Linked DNA regions of Homo sapiens: region 1 is linked to region 2. The links are chromatin loops, found by intact Hi-C in ENCODE. Cell type or tissue: Panc1. All regions are shown on one strand. Each heading gives the region's core, and the rest is flanking DNA. Links, peaks and the distances in the headings are about the cores only. Region 1 has its middle 250 kb from the start of ARRDC3. Region 2 has its middle 120 kb from the start of ARRDC3.

Region 1 (2,926 bases), core at 183-2,682, 140 kb before region 2:
CCTGCTTGAGTTTTTATAAATTGTATGCGTTGCAAGGCAGAATATATTTTGCATTTCTGTCAAAGGTTCAATACCCGTTATAAGTAGAGTTGTGACTATACAAGGACTATAACAAAAGAAATTGCATGATATCCTTACCCTCACAGTGATTACATTCTCTTTCAAAGCAAAATAACTTTAACATAGAGCACAGTCTCTCCTACATTATGGAATGTTAAACTTTCACTCACAAAAAGCTATGCGTTCAGCATATTTACTATAAAAAAGTAGATTTTATTTCACCTATTAACTGATACAAAAGTGTTTTCTCCTTAGAGCCAAGGAGGAAAAAAAGCAAGTGGGTTATAAACACACACATTACAGATAGGTAAATAGATACAAGATAGAAATTCAAACTAATATAAAGATTTGAGCTGCCTTACATTATCGATTTTGGTTAAATGGAAGAAAGAAAGAACATTTTTAGTATAGAAATATGCATATTTATGACATACCTAATTCAGTGTCCAGTTTGTTTTATGATTTTTGTTTACTAAAGAGAAAGAAAAAGAGCTCTCTATACTTTCTGGACAGAAACATCCTGGACTTAACACTAGCCAGCCAAATGTGACCTAACTTTAAACTGCAATTGAAGAGTTAGGTCCTATCAAAACTGCCTACTCATAGGACTCAAAAAATGACCACGTATAAACCCAGTAAATGACCATGCGAATAGACAAGCGAATAAAAGGAAAACTGAAGATCAATCTATAAACTAAGGAACAGAGAATAATTTATTTATGATTGAAAAATAAAAATAAAATATAAGTTTAAAATGTGAATATAAATTTTCATGTGAAGATTGAAGCCATGGTTCTATAAATCTAAATATTCCCTGTACTAAAGTAGTTATAAACAGAAATTAACATTTTATCATTATAGTTTCACCTGGGAAGAAAATTCTGAATTTTACCTATGTCTAAGCAATGCTTTTCTAAATGGATTTTGAGTAAACTCAGAAATGACATCACAAAACAATTAGCCAAGTTCATTAAGGATATTCATTCCAAGTATATTGAGGCTTTAGCCAAGTAGATTGAGGAAAGTAATGACAAATTTTTAATGGCAGCTCATCTCCTTAAAATGAATTTTCTCAAATCTCTTCTGTTGGAACTTGTACAGTTGGAAGCATGCAGTTGATCGTTCCTAACATTTGCATGAATGTGTATGTGCTTGTGAGTGGCCACTATGTGTGAAGTCTAAGGGGACTGCTCCATGTTAATGAGAAACCAAGGAATTTCTCTAGCAGCATCTGGCGTAAGTGTGAATCACATAATTTAAAGTTGCCTTGGACAGCTTTTACTTACATGTCTTGTTTCAAATTTTAGATCTTCTTTCTTAAAAAGCACTTTAGTCTTTATAATATTAAAAGGGGAAAAGTGTTCTACCCTGTGCTTCAAGAAGCAGTTATGGATTGAGCATACGACCACCCCACGCACTCTGGTGGTACAGAATGAACATCACAAGCTCATACTGCTGTTTTCAGGAAACTTGAAAAGGCAGCCAGATGCAACCCAATCTGACAGTAAGCCTCTCATAAGCACAAGTCTGCAATCCATAAGCAGAATTATGAGTCAACTCAATTCACTCTAACAGAATTAGAATCCGAACCGTTTGAATGTAAAAGTCCACCTTGTCTTATCAGATTCCAAGCCTTTTTATTTTTTACATCATCCTTTGTAAAGGTTATAATGTAGATGCTCAGCAAAACTTTCATTAAGAATGTGTCATTTGTAATTTTCACAAGACTTAAAAAAGGAATAATGATATGGAATTTGAAATCAAAGTTGCTTTTATTTGAATTAAATAAAAAATAACTGACAGTAATGAAAGCTACACATTCTATATAGTTTAATGATGTCATTAAATTAAACCCACATCAAACCTTCATTAGAATAACTGCATGATTTTTAAATCAAATTCAACTCTACAATATTGAAGACATATTTTCAGAGAAAAGTAACTTGGCATTAACTTTTTTAAAAAAATGATTTAATTGACTTTCTTCTTGTGCTCCAATTCTTAACAGAAGTGACTTCTAGTTTTTTAAATTCTATTTTTGTTTAAGATATATTACAGAAATGCCAGGGTATAGATGAATTAAAATAGGAATAAGTTGAATGTCTCAAGTATCTCAAATATATACTCTTGTACAGTCTATACCAAATTGATACATAAACTAGAAAACTTATGAAATGACCAAAAATTAGGAGTTCTCACTTGAAGGATTACCTTATATGATTTTACCAAAAATACAGTGTGGCATGCAAACTTGAAGAACTTTGGAAAACAATATGCTTAATTAATCTCAGATAGCAAAAGTATATACAAACAATTTGTCAGCAATGTGATTTATGTGGAAAAATTTAGTTAATCTATAGTTTTATAAGTACTATAATGAGCTACAGCACAAATTATATTTTTCTAATTCAAATAGCAAAAGTTTTACATCGAGATTGAGATCATCATTCTTAAAACATTGTTTTGAGGCTCAAGTTTTTATGACTCAAGTTTCATCAAGAATCTTCATATTTGAATATTCTTTTTGCAACTGTTCTTTGCTTCACTTTTAAACAAGTCTCAGCGTAGCAAGGATGTCTCTGAAAATGAACCTTCTTAGTGCTTATTGAAAAGAAGGTAAGAACAGAAACATGAATTTTTCTTCTAATAGTGACTCCCCCTGAAAATAATAATTAGCTGGTGAAAGGCAATACTGGCTCAGCTGTCAACAGCTCTAAAATCAGAGTCTCCAGTTTAATCATATCCTTAGTATAATATGCAAAGATCTCTTTAGGAACCCAGAGCTAGCACTAATAAACAGCGCCAAGTCATTTCATTTTCTAGAAAAAAAATCAGTATCTGAAAAACTCGGAAAGAAATTGGCATT
Region 2 (2,926 bases), core at 198-2,697:
ACCAGAAAATAATTGCATGAAATTGGGTAGTTACAGTAAAAAACTGAGGAACTGTAAGAAATGGGATGAGACAAAGGCTATGTCCATATGAATCCAAACATCCAGTCTTTTCACCAGGAATAAACACCAACCCAAATAAGTATTTGATAGGAAGTAGTAAAAACTAGTAACTGGTCAACCAAACTGGTTTCTCAACCAGTTACTTGGTGCCATGTGGTCACAAACATTATGAGAAAGAGAGGCTGGGGGAAATAAGCCATTATTATTTTCATGTTCTTTATTGTTATCAAAGATAAAGAGCTTTATTGTCATCAAAGATAAAGAGCTAATAGAGGCCATTCTGGAAAAAAAAGCTGGTAAGAAAAGTATAGGACTTCATTAGAAACTAAATTTAGAAGAGCTAAAAAAGTACGGAAAAGCAAAAAGCAAGGCATGCAAGCAATAGATAAAATGGAAAGGCTCCTTGCAATGGAAAGACTTTATCAGGGAGTCAGGGCTGTGGAGAGCGGAGAGGATCCGGGAAAAGGAAGGAGGTGAAGAAGTCACAGGTCAGGACAGAGACACAACATGACAAAACCATTGGAATGAAGGAAATAGTTGTAAAGTTACATTAACATTCTAAAATATCAAAAAGTGAAAACAGAATTCCAAAATTCAGAATATTTTATCCACAGTAAAATCTACATAATAATGTAAGGACTATAACAGGAAGGAAAAAGATTTTTTTCCTTTTGAGAAATCTTCATCACATAATTTAGGCAATAAAATTCTGTGGATTTTAACAAAGCAAGATATCTTTGAATAAAATGGCATTCATAAAGATAGCTGAGCTTCCTTCTATTACACTCAGTGAGACCATAAAATCAGAAGAATATCTCACCAACACCTTATCACCATGAAGATATACTGTTCTCATAAATGTAGACGGCAGTAGTCAGAGGACACTGTCTTATGTCTGCTTTCTTTTTATTAAAACTACAATTTAAAATACTATCACAAATGGACAACTAAAGTCTAGATCTAAAGCTGTGGCTACTTTTGAGTGAATTAGTACATTCTTAATCCAAAACTAAAAATATTAACTCTAAATAGATTTACTGGAAGTTACCTTATTTTTCTACAAGTGATATAATGTTCTGCAAAAGGAAACACAGTAGAATAAGAGATCTGTTTAGGATAAAAGCACTCCATTTTTTAACTCCCCCCAACCACCAGTATCATCATGTATCTCTTCATCTCTTCTTCTTAATCCACTTTTTCACTGAAAAAAAAAAAAAAATCTGAAAAGAGAGGGCTGGGAAGGAGGTGCAGCAATTTAACTTTAGTCTTACAGTGACATCTAGTGGTGATAAACGGTTATACTAGCGAATGTGTTCCTATTTAGTATAAAAGTAGAAATTGATCCATTAAAAATGATGTTATTTCAATGAGGATCTTCCATCTCTATGTAAGTGTGGGAAGACCTTTCCTGATTGCTTCTACCACTCTGTGTGTCCTTAGGTGATTAGCTTTTATACTGTTTAACACCCATTTGCTGGCTTTTCTGTCTTGCCTGCGTAAGGTGAAAAGATACAAGATCAAGTCTTGTATTTGCTGTACTCAGGTTCTTTACCCATTCCTTATGCTATAAGTTAATAACATAGGTGATTCAAAATAATCGTTCACGCTGGGTGCGGTGGCTTATGCCTGTAATCCCAACACTTTAGGAAGCTGAGGCGGGCAGATCACCCGAGGTCAGGAGTTGGAGATCAGCCTGGCCAACATGGCAAAACCCCATCTCTACTAAAAACACAAAAATTAGCTGGATGTGGTGGGGTGCGCCTGTAGTCCCAGCTACTTGGGAGGCTGAGGCAGGAGAATCTCTTGTACCCGGGAGGCAGAGTTTGCTGTGAGCCGAGGTCGTGCCACTGCACTCCAGCCAGGGCGACGGAGCCAGACTCTGTCTCAAAAAACTAAAAACTGTTTTTTTAAAAAATGTTGTTCAGCATGTGAGCAAATACTTTACCACACGCAAAACCAGCTTAATAGCAACCTCATTTTACTTTCTTCTTCCTCCAGAGCAACTGAACAAACCCGGGGACAGGTCCCTAAGCCTCTTCATGCCCAGCCTTTCTTTCCTTGGCTTCACAATATTACAGATGCTAAGATCATGAAATTTGAATTTAAATAGACGTAGATTTTATTCTTATCTCCTAAATGTGATCTATGTGACCAGGAAACATTGTTTAACCTCTATAAATTTTAGCTATCTTACTGATGAAATGGAGCTAATCCTTACCTCATAGAGTTTTCGGGGGATTAAATTGGATGATGCATAAGAAGCACCACAGAGCTTGGTCCGGAGAGATTGTTTAATGTGTTTGGTAGTTTGCTTTGGTAATTTTCTTCCACTGAATTCACAAGCAGACAAATATCCTGCCAGTTCCCAAATATTCAACATATATGCCAAGCTGTGTAACTTTACTCAGTTTGTAAATTTACACAGCCAAGCTGCTCCCTTTGGTTAGAATACCCTTTCTTCTGGGCCCAGCTGAAGTATATCCTCTCCCAGAAAGAAAGGCTGCCTTAATAATAATGTCTCTTACATTTCTCCTTTCTCCAGTTCCTAGAGCAGCTATTTGGTTCTTGACATGACCTGCCTTGTTTCACTAATACCCCTTCCAACTAGATTTTACACTGCTTTAGGGCAGGACCCAGGGTCCAGCACTGAACAGTTTCATATAATAGGTACTCAGCAGACACCAGCTGTTTATAATTTTGAAGTTTGGACGTTGTGAAGTTCAGGTGTATGGCATTCCCTTAGGCAAGGGTATAAATGGCAGCTTCTCAGTCCACCTTCAACCCACAGATCAATTTTCTTTGATGAAACCATGGTTTTCAAACATCTGACAGTAAATGAATAGACATTTTCCAGTCATTATTAGTG

Evidence for each region. Hi-C counts contacts between places; a loop is a spot of excess contacts. Peaks named below come from ENCODE experiments on the same cell type or tissue, not always from the same donor. Only the 100,000 strongest peaks of a DNase experiment are listed, where the experiment ranks them.
Region 1: it touches region 2 in a loop (4-fold over the local background); 17 of 110 quality-filtered maps call a loop at or near these places.

The regions. Positions count from the first base shown.
Region 1 is chr5:91,635,107-91,638,032 of GRCh38, reverse strand. No RefSeq gene overlaps it. Among named protein-coding and RNA genes, the nearest start is that of ARRDC3, 250 kb to the right of the region's middle. In Panc1, for the core only: CTCF peaks have their summits at 1,288 and 1,489; no DNase peak of the experiment used is centred there; H3K27ac peaks cover 555 bases.
Region 2 is chr5:91,498,545-91,501,470 of GRCh38, reverse strand. No RefSeq gene overlaps it. Among named protein-coding and RNA genes, the nearest start is that of ARRDC3, 120 kb to the right of the region's middle. In Panc1, for the core only: CTCF peaks have their summits at 1,161 and 1,362 (motif pointing left); a DNase peak (open chromatin) is centred at 1,330; H3K27ac peaks cover 1,107 bases.